Regions from separate parts of the Mus musculus genome. Here region 1 is linked to region 2. Evidence: chromatin loops called from intact Hi-C (ENCODE). Cell type or tissue: heart. All regions are shown on one strand.

What was found. Hi-C counts contacts between places; a loop is a spot of excess contacts. Peaks named below come from ENCODE experiments on the same cell type or tissue, not always from the same donor. Only the 100,000 strongest peaks of a DNase experiment are listed, where the experiment ranks them.
Region 1: it touches region 2 in a loop (5-fold over the local background); 5 of 42 quality-filtered maps call a loop at or near these places.

Annotation. Positions count from the first base shown.
Region 1 is chr7:71,366,057-71,374,056 of GRCm38, forward strand. It overlaps Gm29328 (a long non-coding RNA gene), which reads left to right and starts at 4,176. Exons shown (of 3, transcript XR_001778177.1): 1 at 4,176-4,367. Gm36260 (a long non-coding RNA gene) reads right to left here. Exons shown (of 4, transcript XR_882213.2): 4 at 7,268-7,357. In heart, no CTCF peak of the experiment used is centred here; DNase peaks (open chromatin) are centred at 2,775 and 4,935; H3K27ac peaks cover 2,154 bases.
Region 2 is chr7:71,307,484-71,315,483 of GRCm38, forward strand. No RefSeq gene overlaps it. Among named protein-coding and RNA genes, the nearest start is that of Gm39034, 24 kb to the left of the region's middle. In heart, no CTCF peak of the experiment used is centred here; a DNase peak (open chromatin) is centred at 4,138; H3K27ac peaks cover 1,054 bases.

The sequences.
Region 1 (8,000 bases), 59 kb after region 2:
AAATAGAGACCCTGGCCAAGAAAACCCTTACAAAGGAAAGCACTCAATTGTGGGGTGGCTTATAATTTTAGAGCATGAGACCATTATTATTATGGACTGAAACATGGAGGTAGGCAGGAAGGCATGGTACTGTAGCAGTAACTGAGATCTTTATATCCTGATTTGCAGGCAGAGAGAGGCCAGACAGAGAGAGACTGAGCCTGGGATGGTCTTTTTGAAACATCAAATCTTACCCCTAATGGCCTTTACCTCGCCAACAGCTCACCAGCTGGCAAATAAGCATGCAGACATATCAGCCTCTGGTGGACAGTCTCATTCAAACCTCAACACTCTATGAGAATTTAACTCTTCATTTCCTCCATCTCCTAACCTAAGAGCCACCATTCTGCCTTCCATCTCTGTGTTTGACTACTCCAGGGGATTTTCATGTACAATACCCATTTTTGCTATTTTCAGTTTGACCCCCTCCTTTCCCTTTCGACCCTGCTTTAAAAATTATTTAGCAGTATTTAGAAGACACCATATAAAAAGTCATATCCCTCAGCATTTGCTACTAAATGACTAAGTACTTGTTAAGTGCTCTGAGAACCTCTAGTTTTGTTTCGTTTGTGTTTAACTTTTTTGATTGGTTTATTTCTTTAGAATAATATCCTCAGGGTTCATCCATGTAAAACACACTTTTTATCTTTTGCTTGTAATCCTATGTGCCTATAATGTATGTGTGCTTGTGTGTGTATGTGTGTATATATATATACATATATATGTGTGTGTGTGTGTGTGTGTGTGTGTGTGTGTGTGTGTGTGTGTATGCTTGTGTATGTTTCTGTGTGTGTACTTTTGTGTGTGTATATATGTATGTATGTATGTACATATGTATAAGAGAAAGATGTGTGATATTTATATGTATGCATATGAGGGGCTCAAATGTTAATGGTTACACTCCACTCTCTTTGAGATACCTCTCTTACTATTCACCAATGTGTACAATGGGTTACTTGGCCTGTAGACTTCAATGCATTCTCTCGTCTCCAACTTCCATCTCAATAGAGGAGTCTTAGGCTTACAGACACAGACATGGGTTCTGGGTATCCACTATCTAGTAATTATTTTTGCTTGCCAAGTGCCCTTTGAGCTATCTCCTGAGTCCTGGTGGAGAAGTGTAGGCAGTCCGTGCTGAGGCCAAGCATGCTAAACATGCCTACCTGATAGTACAGCAAGTGCTACACTTTATATTTACATTTTACAAATAATAGTAATATTTATTGTTAAGTAAAGTGTTTTATAAATTTTGGAAGTATTTCGAAGACTTTTTCCATGTTTTTGTTTTGAAGAAGTAATGTGAAAGAGCTCAAAATTACATCATTGGGACTTCTAAAGGGGTCTGGAAACAACATGGTGATTGTTCATCCCTTGGCTGACATGGAAACAGTGATCTCCGCTTCCAGAGCAGAAGAAAATTTTTTGTGCAGGGTGTAGATGGATACACTTAGCATATGCTAATGTCAATGTCTGCATATGTGTGGGATGAACAAGCATCCATATGCACGTATAAGTGGAGTAGACATAGGGTGTAATTCCTCTATTATTCTCTGCCTTACTCTGTGTGTGTGTGTGTGTGTGTGCACGTGTGTGTGTGTGTGTGTGTGTGTGTGTGTGTGTGTGTGTAAGTATGTGCATTCATATGCACACATTGAGAGGTCATAGGACAATGCCTGGTGTCTTTCTCAGTAGCTTTCAATCTTATTTTTTTTGAAGCAGAGGCTCTCAGTGAGCTTAAGGCTCACTGTTTCAGGTAGCTTGGCTGGCTAGTGAACTCCCCCAAGGATCGACCTAGGATGACACACACTTGCAGCCACGGTCAACTTTTCCATGGAGTACAGAAGACTGGAGCTCTAATCCGGTTCCTTTCATAGAAGGTATTCTTACCCACCATGTCCCTACCTCACTTCTTACAGCAGTGCCTTTTGCTAAAACTAGAGCACACCAATTGGTCAGAGAGCTCTGTGGGCCCATCAGTCCCTAGCTCTCCAGTGCTGGAATTACAGACAAATGCCACCATATCTGTGCTTTACACTGGTGCTGGGTACTGAACTCATATCCCTATGCCTCCTCAACAAGCATTTTATCCACTAAGCCATCTCTCCAGACCTCTAGAATGGAATGAAAGTCCTAAGAAGGTAGTTACTGTTCCTGAAGAGACAGGAGAACAGGAAGTGTGGGAGGGACCATTGCGATATTGAATCTATCAGTCAAACAACCAAATAAACAAAAACTCTCTATGTTTTAGAAATGCTCCAAAATTCTGCTTCAGCTGCAGACATTATACTAGAATAGAAGGATAGAATAAAAATCTCTAAAAAAAAAAACTATAAATAAATAAAAATAAAGACTGGAGACCACTTTAATGGCAAGGTGGTCATAAACCGGAGTGTTAGAGTTTCACCAATATGACATCATTCCCAGTGAGACACCGAAGAGTCCACCATCTACTCCCTCCGCACTCCCCTCTCACACATCCCCTCTCCTGTTAGAGAGATGATGAAGCTGCTTCTGCCTCACAGAAGGATCATAAAAACCTGTATCCCATAAGCTGAAGTCAGCCCAATGAACTACACAAACAGCAATAACCAAAACAAAGCAAGCAGGAAACGCGCAGCATCTGTTATGATCGCACAACCACAAGACAGCTGTTTAATCCCAACTGTTAGCATAAGATCATTTGAGTGTTTGAAGAGCGATCCCATTTGGATATCCCCCCACTTATTTATTTATTTCTTAGCTTTTCCAAGAGTGAGGCTTTCTCAGCTGGAGGACACGATCTGCGCTCCTGGCTCTCTCCCCACTTTCACCCGCAGCTTCCGAAGGAGAGAGGTGATGTGATTTTTTTTTTGAACTATAAATACTCCGAGGGGAATGTGGATGGCTGTGTGGTCTTCTAATGGAGCAGGGCATGGCCCTTTCTCGGCCTCTGGGACCCAGGTTTTGCTCCCCAGAACATTCATAAACCATGCTGGTCAGATTATGGGAAAAGGCCCTCACATGAAACGCACTGGTGGTCTAAGCCAAGTTCTGGTACGGCTGAATTTTCTCAGCACCACCCAAGGTTGGAATCAGTCCCTGTGAAGTTCAGTTCCAAAATCCAAAAACAAAGTCATTAGGTTCACAATTGTTTAGGAAGGGTCAGTGAAGGATGTCAAGAGTTTGGGTGGCCCATTTAAATGCCCACAGTGGAAATGTGGGTAAGACATCCAGTTAGCTCAGAGTGGTACTATAGATCTCCTCTCCTCTCCCTCCCTTCCCCTCCCCTCCCCTCCCCTCCTTTCCAATTAAATCCATAGCCCCTATTTGTAGCTTTCCCCAAATGCTCTGTGAAGAACACACTCTTCACTATGGCTTTCTGGCCCAGGTGTCACGCAAGAGGCTGGTGACAGCAGCAGCTATTCAGAGCTGATCATGTTGTCTCTGAGTAAAAGGAGCAGGCCATGGAAACAGGAGTAAGTGTTAACCTTGAAAGCTGCCTGAGATGCCTACGCCACACATCTCTCCTCACTTCCTCTTTGAAATATTTCTCCCAAGCAAACCTTCCATGTTGGTCTGTGCAGAAAGACATATGAATGCTACTAAGCTTATCTTTGGGGAGAAAGTCAAAGCTCAAGTCTTTTGAAGGCGTAGGAAAAAATTGTCCTAAATCTGACTCTAGAACAATTCTTCTCTAGGTCATGTCAATCTTGGAAACGGAAGGAACGCCTTTTTTCTCTATGCATTTTCAGCTGTAAGTTTATAAAAATACCTGTTGTATAAGAGCAAGTCAGGTTTTGGAAATGACAAGTATTGTGGTAAGAATTCTGGAATGATCTCAGAATGAATGCTCAATACAACCATCATTATTGCTCTTGTTTATGACATCACTACACCTCCTTGAGCTATTAGCTTATCCTCTTCTTAAGTACCCTCAAGAAAAAGGTAAACTATATACTGACACTACATTAATATCTACACATATCCTAAGAAAAAGAAAAGCAGTCAGCTGGGGGAGTCAGTCAAAAGATTAACCACCCATGATAGAAAGAATTAAATTCTTAGGTCAGTCTATGGCATGAGTTTTTCTCATATTTAGATAAAGCATTTTACCTTTAGTCTGCTATTCTTTATCACACACACACACACACACACACACACACACACACACACACACACACAGTTGCATTGCACAGGAGGGAGGCAGAGGTCTCTACAGATTATGAATATCCATCTCAATGTTCAACTTCCCCAACACAGGACAAAATCACCAACATCTTCAATGGGAGAAAATCCTTTATCGGCTGATTCATTTCCATGTTTTGTTTCTGCAGGAGACGGGATATCCTGTGAGTCTATGAGAGGGACGGGACTTGGTGGGATCATTTCAGATATGCCATTTAGCATTATTATTGTGGTTGAGATGGTGAATCTGGTATTATATTTATCAACTAATTTTCATTTTTGGCATTTTCATTTTCTTCTGCTTCCTTCCCATTTTACCCTGATTTGAAAATTACTTAGTAGGATTTGGAAAACATAATGTAAAGAAGTCATATCCCCCTGCATTTGCTACTAAATGATGAAGCAGTTGTTGTGTGCCCTGAAAGCCCTTAGTTTGCTACTAAATGAGGAAGCAGTTGTTATGTGCCCTGAAAGCCCTTGGTTGTGTTCCATTCTGTTTTCTGTAAGTTTGGAACCAGTAGGCCACACACCTTCCCCTGATATTAGAGGAAGGGGAACAGAGGAACCAGGCTACTGAGAGACATTCCAGTGTGAGCAAGCTCACAGAAGTCCCAAGTATCTCTTACAGGCTCATTAGTCAGCCCAAACCAGGAAATAAATATCCTCCTGTTTTGTGATCACCCCCTAGCTACTGCTGTAACAGGAAACATAACTGAGAGGAAGACATCTGAGCACTCTGCCGCCCCAGTTGGAAACCAGCCCTTTCCCATACCTCTCCTGAACTGTAGCTCTGAGGGAAGGAGCCCCTGATTCCCCCACTGCACCGGGGTTACCTTTGACTTTAAAACAAAGTTTCAGGAAACTATTTGTGTGGATTGTGAGTTTAGGTTGCCTTTTGGTCAGGTACAATCCTCTCCGTTTTACAGCGACTTGCTTCTGTGAAACACAGCTGAGGATTTTCTGCACACCGTGTATTTCATGGCGTAGAAAACAGATCTCTGCCAGAAGTCAATGAGTTGGGATTTTATAAATAGGTTTATCTAAAGAGAAGCGAACTAGAAATAAGATTGGTTGACACCTTGGGAAAGGGAACTTTTGAGAAATTAAGCAAATGTAAATTAACCAAAGCTGATTTTGTTTTGTTCAGTAGGTAGACCATAAGCTTCTGGGGTTTTTTTTGGGGGGGGGTTGTTTTCTTGGGTTTGCTTTGTTTTGTTTAGCTGTCTTAGTCGCTCATGCCAGGGTGGCTTGACCTCAATGTGGTTATTTTGAGTACAATTCACCAGCAAAAGCCTCAAGGTTCCAGGCTCCAGAAACGGTAGCTCCCAGTTAGCAGCTCCAGTGGAAACCCCACCATATATTCCTTAGACTTCCTTATCAACCACCCTGGGCACACTCACCAGGGTACACTCTTTGCTTCATCCTACCTCCTGCCCAAACTCTGTTTCCTGGTTTGCCCATGTCCTGTGATATACGCAGCTCTGAAAATTAAGATTGCAGCTTTGATTTCTCTAACCTGCATTTCCCTTCCAGATTAGTGTGGAGGCCAAAGGGAGTTTCTGCTTAACGATTATCTACTTCTCTGATTATTTCATTATGTAGCATTTTCTTTATAACTCTGAGTTATGAGCAGGACTTGAGAACGTCCTTAATATTCTGAGGTATAACCAGAACTTCAAAAATTACCTCCCTCATATCCTTTGATGGCTTGTATCTGGGGGACGTTTTGAAAACAGAAAGTGTTTGTGGCCGTCTTCTAAATAGCTGGTCTGTTTCCCACTGAGTCACCTCTCCCCTCTCACCCAACAATACACACTAATTATGGGGGCAAGTGGAGGTCATGTCCCTGGCTGGTTCACCCCTATTTGCCCTTATGAATCTGATTGGACATAACTCAACACAATGTAGAGAATTCATTTAATCTGACTCATTAGACAATTCAAAGAGAACATTTTATACCTCCAAGTATATCAGAGTAGGATTTGTTTGCTTGCTTCATTGCTTTTTGTTATTTAAATTGTGTGTGTGTGTGTGTGTGTGTGTGTGTACTTGGTAATTTATATCCTGATATCTAGAAGGAAGATAATTCTCACAATTAGGTACAAGTATGTTTGATGGATTTGAGAGAGAGAGAGAGAGAGAGAGAGAGAGAGAGAGAGAGGGAGGGAGGGAGGAAAGGACAAGAAAAGCAGGCTATGCAGGTGTGTCTCCATTGGTAGAATGCTTGCTCCTTATGCTTGGGTTTCTTTCCTGGTAACATATAAACTGGCTATGACAGTATACTCCTTCAGTCCTAGCACAAAGGAAGTATAGAAAGATTAGGAGTTTGAGTCCAAACTCATCTAGACAGAAAGCTTGAGGCAAGCCTAGAACAATGAGATCCTATGTTCAGAAAAAGAAGAAAAAATATTTCCATTGAACAAAAATCTTAAAAAATTAGTAGTCTAACAAAGCATTTTATACAGCCCCCTCCCCTAAAGGAAAGGCATGCCACCTTAGTTCTAAAATCTCATTCATTCGAACAACTGAGGTGAATCATGGATGCTGTGATTTCAAACACCCTTGCTACAGGGATGGTGTAGACAAGCAAATTCTAGGTCTACACTTTGATCATCAACACATTAAGTTTCACTTCATTATGCAGGTCAAGACCCAACTTTAGTATCAATGATCACCTGTAATTTTGGATCCAATCTATGTAAGCCTCAAACATTTAAAATCTTCCAATTTAATTTATTTCATATGGCCCCATTATTATATATATATATGTATATATATATATATATACACATATATACGTATACATATATATATAAGCTTTTATTTACAACTTGAAACAAATCAGATTTTTCAAAAAGGATTTTTACAGCAAACCAAGTTGATTCAGAGTTTCCATGGTGGCAGCGGTATGAGACAGATGGATGGCTCCAGTCATCTTTAGGAACTAACTCAGTAGTGTAGCCATTCTATCAGTACGTGGTCTGACTGCCTCCTCTCTCTGAAAAGCAAGTGCTGAGTTGGGGGCCATCAGTAGTTCCAGGTCTTCGGTAAGTGGCAGAATGAGTGACTAAGAATGGAGTTCTCATCTGACAGCGATCTCTCATCCCTATTGTCTCCACCAGCTTCATCTTGCCATGTGGGAGCCCAGGAGTGTCTATCGGTGAGAAAGAGGCACCTGGTTAATAATCATTGATAGGCCAGGATTTCACAAATGCTCTGTCCCCTTTCCCAGTGAAGGAGGCATTTTCATACTCTTCAAGCATCGAGTAAAGCAGATCTCAGAGGAATTTTGAGTTTCTCTTAGCATTGAGACCTGACCACAGGATGAAATACTAAGAATGGAGATCTCACCTGGCAGAGATCTTGGCATCCTTGGTGTGGGCTCTGCCAAACTGAATCACTAAGCATAGACAGCTCAATGATGACAAAAGACTCTTAATACATAACGTCTTCAGAACCTTAGTTAACAACCTCAAAGCAAGGGTGAATCTTTCCAGCAATCACTTAAACAAAAAGATGCCCTCGCTTCTGTTCATCAGACTCTCCCTCCTTAGCACGTATTAACTTAAAACAAAACCTTAACCATGTCAAACCTGTGAAAAAGGAAGAAATCCAAAATCCATTTTTTTTTGTTCTCTTGAACCTTGTTTAAGGTAGAGACTTACAGTGTGCATCATTACAGAAGGAGAGCTTACCCAGGGTCACCCTCGCCCTGACCCTGAGCACCAAGACTCTCATTCTGTAAACTTGCTTGCTGGAGAAAAGTTAACTTGGCACTCGTCTTAAGTATTGACTCT
Region 2 (8,000 bases):
TCTATAGTTTCTTCCTTGATAGCTGTTACTGCATATCCATCAGCCTTGCCTTACCTGTCCCAGGAGAGGCTTTCTGCTTTTAACCCTTTAAAGGTATTGGCTCCCTTTGCCCGGCTTCACTTTTATCTCCCTGGACCTTAACTAGCCACACGCACACACATCCCGGCTAATCTTTCCAAATTAGCATAGCAGCCGCTCAGGAGGTTCTCATTAGATGAGCAGCTGAGATTTATCAGACCTCATTTGCCTAATATGGAGCCTAACTTTGGGCACCTGGCCCTTGCAGTAGGGGGTAAGGGAGAATAGGAACAGGTCTTTTGTCACTGCTATGCAGTCTCACTAATTTGCTCCGCCTAATAAAATTACAAATGGATACAGCTTTATTCATATTGCCTTTATAGGTTATAATAACCTTGCTACCCCATAACCTCCTGCTAGCTGAATTAATCAGATCATATTAATATTTCTTCCCAGTTTCTTTTAACTGGTTCTTCTCTTAATTAAAGGGGCCAAAGACGTAAACAGGGTAGGTGAGTAGAAGCGTGGCGTGGAGTTATAAACAAGGCTCATTAAAAAGATGGATGTGCAGGCAGACTGCAAAAATTGCTTACTTCGCAAGTGTACATTTTGTAATTTCCTGACGACTAAAAGAACTAATGCCATATCACACCCCCTCCCTTTCTCCCATGTATAAAAGATGATAATTTTTGAACGCTGGGGTGGGGATGGCAAAAACCAAGCCACCTATTTATCAACTCACGGAAAAGGCTTTCACATCACAGGACGACTTCCTGTTCTACGGGCCTCCAAAGGCCGACAGGAGACAGAAGAGAAACAAACAGGCTGGGAAATGATCTCAGTGCAAAAGAAAATGTAAAAGGATGAGAAACTTTGAATAGAAATCATCCACTGTGTCAAACTACTGTTAAGTTCGAAAACAAAACTGAGGGTCTTCAGAACTTTACATCTTCACAGCACACACATGTTTGGGGTTTGCCTAGGGTGCAGGTGCGTGTTCCCTTGCACAGAGTACAGCAGAGATCTGCATCTTCACATGGGGACAATAATTGTTAGGATATGTAATTCTCCAATCTGAAGCTTCCATGCCCTTAGAATTACAGCAACAATAGATCTGTAAACAACTTGACTTAGAGATTTTAATTCAGATGTGTCCTACATATAGTTCAGGACACTATATCCCATAGTTCCCCAAACTGATAGTATACTTACACAATATTGCTGTGTAAACAATCTCAGGAATATAGAACATAGTACATATGATTTAAAGAATGTATTTCCATTTTATACGTTACATGTTTAGAATAAACAACTTACATTAGTTTTGTATTCTACACTTGCCCGTGCATGGGTGCTTAGTTCTCATCCTACCAGTCACAAACATTTCCTCACCATCATTTCACTAAGCGAGAAGGTACTGGTGGCTTTCATTCATTTGTGTGTGGGGTGCATTGTTGTTTTGTTTTCTTGCAGCAGTTACCTCAAAAGCCCAGGCTTGTGTTCCCTGCCCACCCCCTCCCACCCCCATCTCCTTTCTCAACAAGAGAGAAAGTCATTCTGACAGCATGATGCACAACCAGGCCAGGGAAGACCTGGCTCCTTCATGAATAAATTAGAGATGAAAGTTTAACAGATCCCTTGCATGTTTATGGAAGAATCTCGGCCTAATTTACCTAAATGTTTTGAGTAGAAGGGAAGGAAAAATAAGAGGCTGAGGTGGAAAGGTTAAAATCCCTGTTTAAGTTGAAGGCAGTTTTTTTTCTTTTTCTTTCTTTCTTTTTTCTTTTTCTTTTCTTTTTTTTTTTTTTCCTCAGCATACTGCAACCCGTGGGTGTTGCGATGTAACTATCAATTGCTTTCTCAAATATCTAAGGGAGAATCCAAAGGAAGGACACATTCCTTCTCCCTCTAACTCTGTTATAAGGGATGTGTGTGTGTGTGTGTGTGTGTGTGTGTTTCTGTCTGTATTATCTATGACTACCTGTCTATCCATCAGCCCACACACCATAAGCACTTATATGGAGACTGTTTAAGATTTTTACTTCCCAATGGTTATTAAATTCTGTGGAAAGGGCATTTTTCTTCAGGTACTTCTAGGTTATGTATGTTTCAGCAAGTGACCTATTACTCTATGTTCTCCATGAGTGAATTTTTTACTGCCAGGCAAGCATGCCCTGAGATGCACTGTGGTGCAGAAGATGGGATGTGTGATCAAAACACTAAATGTTCCATACAGGATTAGACCACTGGACTCGTGGTTTTGAAAACCTGCAGATGGCCCAGCCTGTTACCTGATGCTTCAGAAGCCAGGAATGAACTTGCGTGACGACCCCAGCCCTGAGATGCTGGGCTATATATTTCCCCAGTGGAAAATAGTAAGTTGGAAAGGAGAACCACTTTGCTACATATGTGGTTTCTAAAGGATTTTGTCTTCTCTACTCTGTCTAGTAGGCTCACCAGCAATTGCAGCACAAACTGTCACCATACACAAGTTGCTAACTCTTGGGATGTGACTTCTTAGTCTTCCTTGCCTTTGGTGATTAGGAAAGTTGTTGAATCCCATGCTCTGACAATATTGGACCTGAAGCAGAAAGCTGGCATGGGCAGGGTAGGAAGAGTGTGGGGAGGAAGCTACTGCGTTCCAGTGCATCCCATTCATCTTGCTTAGTTATCACTCTTGGCTGTTTTGATTTCCTGCTTATTTAGCCATAGACTGAAGAAGGAAAGAAAAAGGAAAGAAAAAGTGAAAGCCATTCTGTTCTTTTTTTTTTTTTTTTTTTTTTGATCCCTTTACATTTGAGGAAAATACCCACAAGGATACAAACACCCTTTCTTCACAAGACACCCTTCTCAGTCATACTGTTCTTACTATGAATAAGAAAAGCTCATGCCAGGCCTTGACTCTGTGGTGCACAAAGCACTCATCTTACTACCAAGCATTTTAATTTTTCTTGAATTTTTCCCAAATTTTCTTATCAGCTCCTCAGATAACTTTTGGATAGTTCTCACCATTTTTTTAGGCCAGCTGTGCCTACCATTCCTTATTTTAATGACCACTCAGGTTTAGTGTTAAAGAAAGTTGGCTATAGGATAGGATATGTTCAGTTTAATTGTGCTTGGTTTGTTGGCTTGTACTCAAATGAGTAGTTTCAGAAACATCTACAACCCAACATTCGAAAGGTCAGTAACATTTCACATTTGGGTATACTAGAATATTTCCTTCCTTCCTTTCTTTCTCTCTTTCTTTTCTTTCTTTCTTTAACTAATTAAAAAATGTTTTTCCTTGCACTTTATTTTGATCATAATTATCCCCATAACTGCCCCCCAACCCCCTGTCGTCTCTTCATTTCCCTTTCTTCTTAGGAGGATAAAAGAAAAAAATTCAAGACTGCCACAGACTACCTATAAAGATTGATATGGAATGCTGAAACTCCTCTATTTCCTATTTGGGGTCATTCTCCCACCCCTAACCCCAACCCCCTAAAACGGGTTTTCTCTCTCTTCCTCTTAGTATTTGTCACAAGAGGAGAATGGGATTTCATGAGCCTTCCATTCAGCTTGCAACTTCCTCTAAGCAAAAGGACAATAAATAAACAAGAAGATAAGACAGTCTCTTTGCCTGCCCATCCCCTTCCTTGGAACTCTAGGACAACCAGATCTATGTTCTTAGAATATTTTCCTGAATTAGAATTTTCTCTAACTCAGTGAGTTTGAAGTCTGTGTAAAACAGATAGCAAACAAGAGGCCTGCTGACACATGTGGATGTCATATTTTTATACATATGTGTGTATAAAAATTTTTTGTATGTATGTGTGTACACATACAACAGTACAAAATACAATTTTTTTCCAGCACTTTTGGTAAGCCAATCTTGTTGGCTACACTGATGAAGGTTGCAGGTAATTCTGTCCACAGTTCTATGAAAGATAAATGACCTCCTTCCCAAGGACACTTGGCCAGGCCTGAGTTTGAGTGTGTATGTGTATCCCTGCACGTGTGCGTGTGTGTGACTGTTTTCTGAAGATCTGACAAGGCATCTCGATCATTTCCTGGTTTTGAGGCCGACCCTCGGCCGTGCACACAGCCCCCCTCTCTGAACTGTTATTATTCTGTCTTGAGGCCTTCTTTGGCCAGGATGTTGCTTCATTTCCACCTTTTGTCTCCGCCTGAATGTGAATGATGCTCTTTCAGCAATATCCAGCCGCTTAAACTCCCTGCTGTTGCCTTACATAAATATACAACACCCGTCTCGCCCTATAACTCACTTCAGGCCTGGAAAAATAGTGACTTCCTTTATTGGTCCGATTCTCTGGCAATTCCCAACAGCTGTATGTTCGCACCTCAGAGGATCCTTATCTTCAGCTTTCCATTTGTCTCAGCACTATTCCCGGGGATTGCCAATAAAAATGATTCCCATTTTTATAACCCCTGAGAACACAGGAGCCAGCTTTCCAGAGAAACCATGTCCTTCCACCATCCCCTGAATAAACAAACAAACCAAACCTCGGGACTACTTAAGAAAAAGGTGCATTTTGTCTTCAAGAGAGATGACCGAAGGAGCCCAGTGCACAGGGACTCAGTAAAACGTGGAGTGTGGTCCCTAAACACATTAATTACGGTCAAGAAAATCTGTGTTTATTTCCCTCCTCATGAGAATAAATTGGGAGCTACAGCATGTGATTGTTAAAATAACACATGTTTAGAGGTATATTCAGTATCCATCTATGTAGGAGGCGTACATCTCTACAGGATATTATATGTTATTCCCTATGCTTTATCAGTTCATTTAACCATTTTTCAGTGCATCTGAATTCAGGGTTATTTTAGAACACATTGTGGGCGGGTCGGTCTATTGACTTTGCTCTATGTCTGAGATATAGAAAAGAAAGGCATGCACTTTTGAAGCTGAAATCACTGTTCATTTTAAAGTAGTCTCATCAATGAAGGGTCTTTATCTAATTAGATCCGATAGGCCTGAGCTTGGGCTCTGCAAGGTTCTGATGTGGGATGTGGGGTAAGGGGCATCCTCATACAGCTGAGCCCCAGTCAGTCACATCTGCTAAACAGAGACCAAAACCCTCCCTCGCCCCTCCCTTATCTGTTAAAACTCAGAAAGTGAAACTTACTAAAAAGCGAAGGGCTCCAGTGTGCCTGAGAGATGGGAGTCACATATTTAGTTGTTGCTCCATCAGGATAAAGTTCTGATCCTGACAGACAAGTCTGAAAGAAGAATGTCCAGAAGGGAAAGGTAAATGTGTGAGATTTCCACTGTTACAAGAGTGTGCCCAAGAATGAAAGAGCAAGAATATTAACCACTCACATGCCAAACTGCATCCACCAAATTGCAGTCGCACCAGGGGGAAGGAGGGCCGTGGCAGGCACCAGTCAATGCGCCCCTCTGTTTCTGATCCTGCAGTTCTCTACAGCAGGAGGAAAGGGGCCTGGTGGCTACTGAACTTGTGAGCCAGCCGGCTTGCTTGGGAACTCACTTGCAATGGTTAGCATCTCTGTAAGTGTGGACGACTTAGTTTCCGGCTTCTCCTCTTCCTACCTGACTTCCACTCCAAAGCATGAATGATAATATTGAAATTGACTTCAGCTGTGCTCCACACATTAAGCCTGCCCCGAAAGACAGTTTCAAAACGAACAAAAAATCTTCCGCTTAGCATGGGTGCAAACATAAATATACAGACAGACTCTTCACTCTAGCTCTCTCTGTTTGGAACTGTGTAAGGAGGCTGACTTTTTATACCAGCTCTTCTCTAGTCTTTCAAATTGGACCCATAGCTCCAAAACTGTCCCTCTGAAGGAGAGGTGATGTCATTTTCCATACAACATCATTAATAGCAGTCTTGAGTATTGCGTTGTCATTACCTCAAGCAGCTGTGGAAAGAACTTAACATTTTCTCAGGGTCAAATGTTCCCTTCTCAGTGGGGAAATTTTTCTGCTCTAAATGAAATGTTACGAAATACATTTTTCCCCCAGCAAGCTTTGCACCACCGAGAGCTGTTTTATTTATCTGACTGTTGTGAGTGTTGTAAAACATGCTGTCTCACATGGTAACACAAGCTCTTTTTAAGAGTGTGCCCTGAGTATTTGCAATTGTTATCGGGCCCAGATGTATCCTCCTGTCATCTTGAAGCTCTGCTAGTTGGCTCGGATATGCAGAATGTAATTATCTCAAAGGTCTTCATGCTAAGTATGCAGAAGCATATGACTAAGGGTAACCATTGGCTCCGTCCTGCCCACCCACTGCCCTCAAAGAACCTGTGACAAAGAGTAAAACTTACTGTTTATGGATTCCAAAGCTATTCAGAATAGGACAGACCTAGGTTTTCATAGAGCTTTGAATGAGAAGGAGCCAGTCAATATTGGGCTGAGGAAAAGAGACATGTTTAAAAAGAAGAAAAAATTGGAACTAGAAATGGATGGGGTTAGAGAGCCAGAGCCAGAGCCAGAGCGAGCGAGAGAGAGAGAGAGAGAGAGAGGGAGAGAGAGAGAGAATAGTTCACAACTACCATTTAAATTAGACACTGGAAAGTAGGCCTCTGATTAGTTTGGTTTCTTCTTTCCTCCAGACCCACAACTTTCAAATGTAAGTCCATGAAAACCCATAATCAGGATAGGTGACATTTCTAAACCCATGGTTTGCTCCAGAGGGGAGAAAAAAAATCATGGACGTGATGAAAAAAGTCAACCTACACATGAGGCAAGCAAGGGGAGGTGTGAGCTCAGCTGACCTGAATTCCTGGGAACACTGATCAGTATTGTAAGATGGGGAAAGGGTTGAAAAACAACAAAAACAAGAAAGAGCACACACGGGTTAAGGCAGCACAATTCCATCATGACCCTTGCTGGGAATCACTTTATGCCCTGAAGCATGAAATTTGATTGTAATTATTTTAGCTTGCTTGGCTACATATGTTATTGATGATCTTTCCTAAAAAGCAGCAGCCTTCTAGAAATCCTGCCACAGTACTTGACTCAAAGACCTGTAAGGTATCCATAATAGAAAATAAACCGTGCGGGCATTCTCTATCGATTGCTTCACGGAAACTTGCTTATCCTGAAGTGTGTGTCTCCAACTTTCTACATCACTGGGGTAGAAAAACAAGGTGACAGTTCCCAAAGTAAATATTTATGAAGTGTGCAACAAGCACATAGTGTATTGCTCTGAAATTCCATGCGGTTTAGAACATACGAAGCTCAAGTAGACATTTTGGCCCATTGGGAGTAAATATGAAAGCTGGTTACCTTGCATGTATGAGCTGAGACAGAGTCATATGATAGAAATGATGGATATGCATACGCAGATAAAAAAGACCAGCCCTCTATATGTATCAGTTAAAAAGACATGGCGATTTTCCATTTCTTCATTTTCCTTCCTATGGAACATATGAGTAGGCTTAGCAGGTATGTCCATCAGTGATAAATCGGTCAGATATACCAGGTAATGCAAGATACTAATTCCCCAGGGCACCCATTCTCTGAACTGCAAAACGAAGGCTCATAGCATACATAAGCTATTGGGTATATGCATTATCTTTCATTCTGTCTTCATATGAAACAATTTTCCAGGTAGGCAGAGGACATTCCTTTTCATTATTCAAGAAATCTATGTCTAGGCTTTATGCCATGACACTGGGCCTTTGGAAGTTTTTCAGTTTATTCATTGGAAGGAATCCTAATTGATACTGAAGTCAGCCTTGGTGATATTATGCACCTCCCTCTGCTTGCTCTGTTGAGCAATTAAATTCAGAAGTTCTGGTGGCTATGGCCATATTTCTCAATTTCCCGTTATGTCTGATGTCCAAGGAATTAATGCTACTATGTGTTTTGCCCCTAGGCACAACTCTGCAAAAACAACAACAACAACAACAACAACAACAACAAACAAACAAAACAAAACAAAACAAAACTCCACTACATTTGCAAGGCTTTCATACTCTTAGATGAGATCAATATTTCAAACAAAACAAGC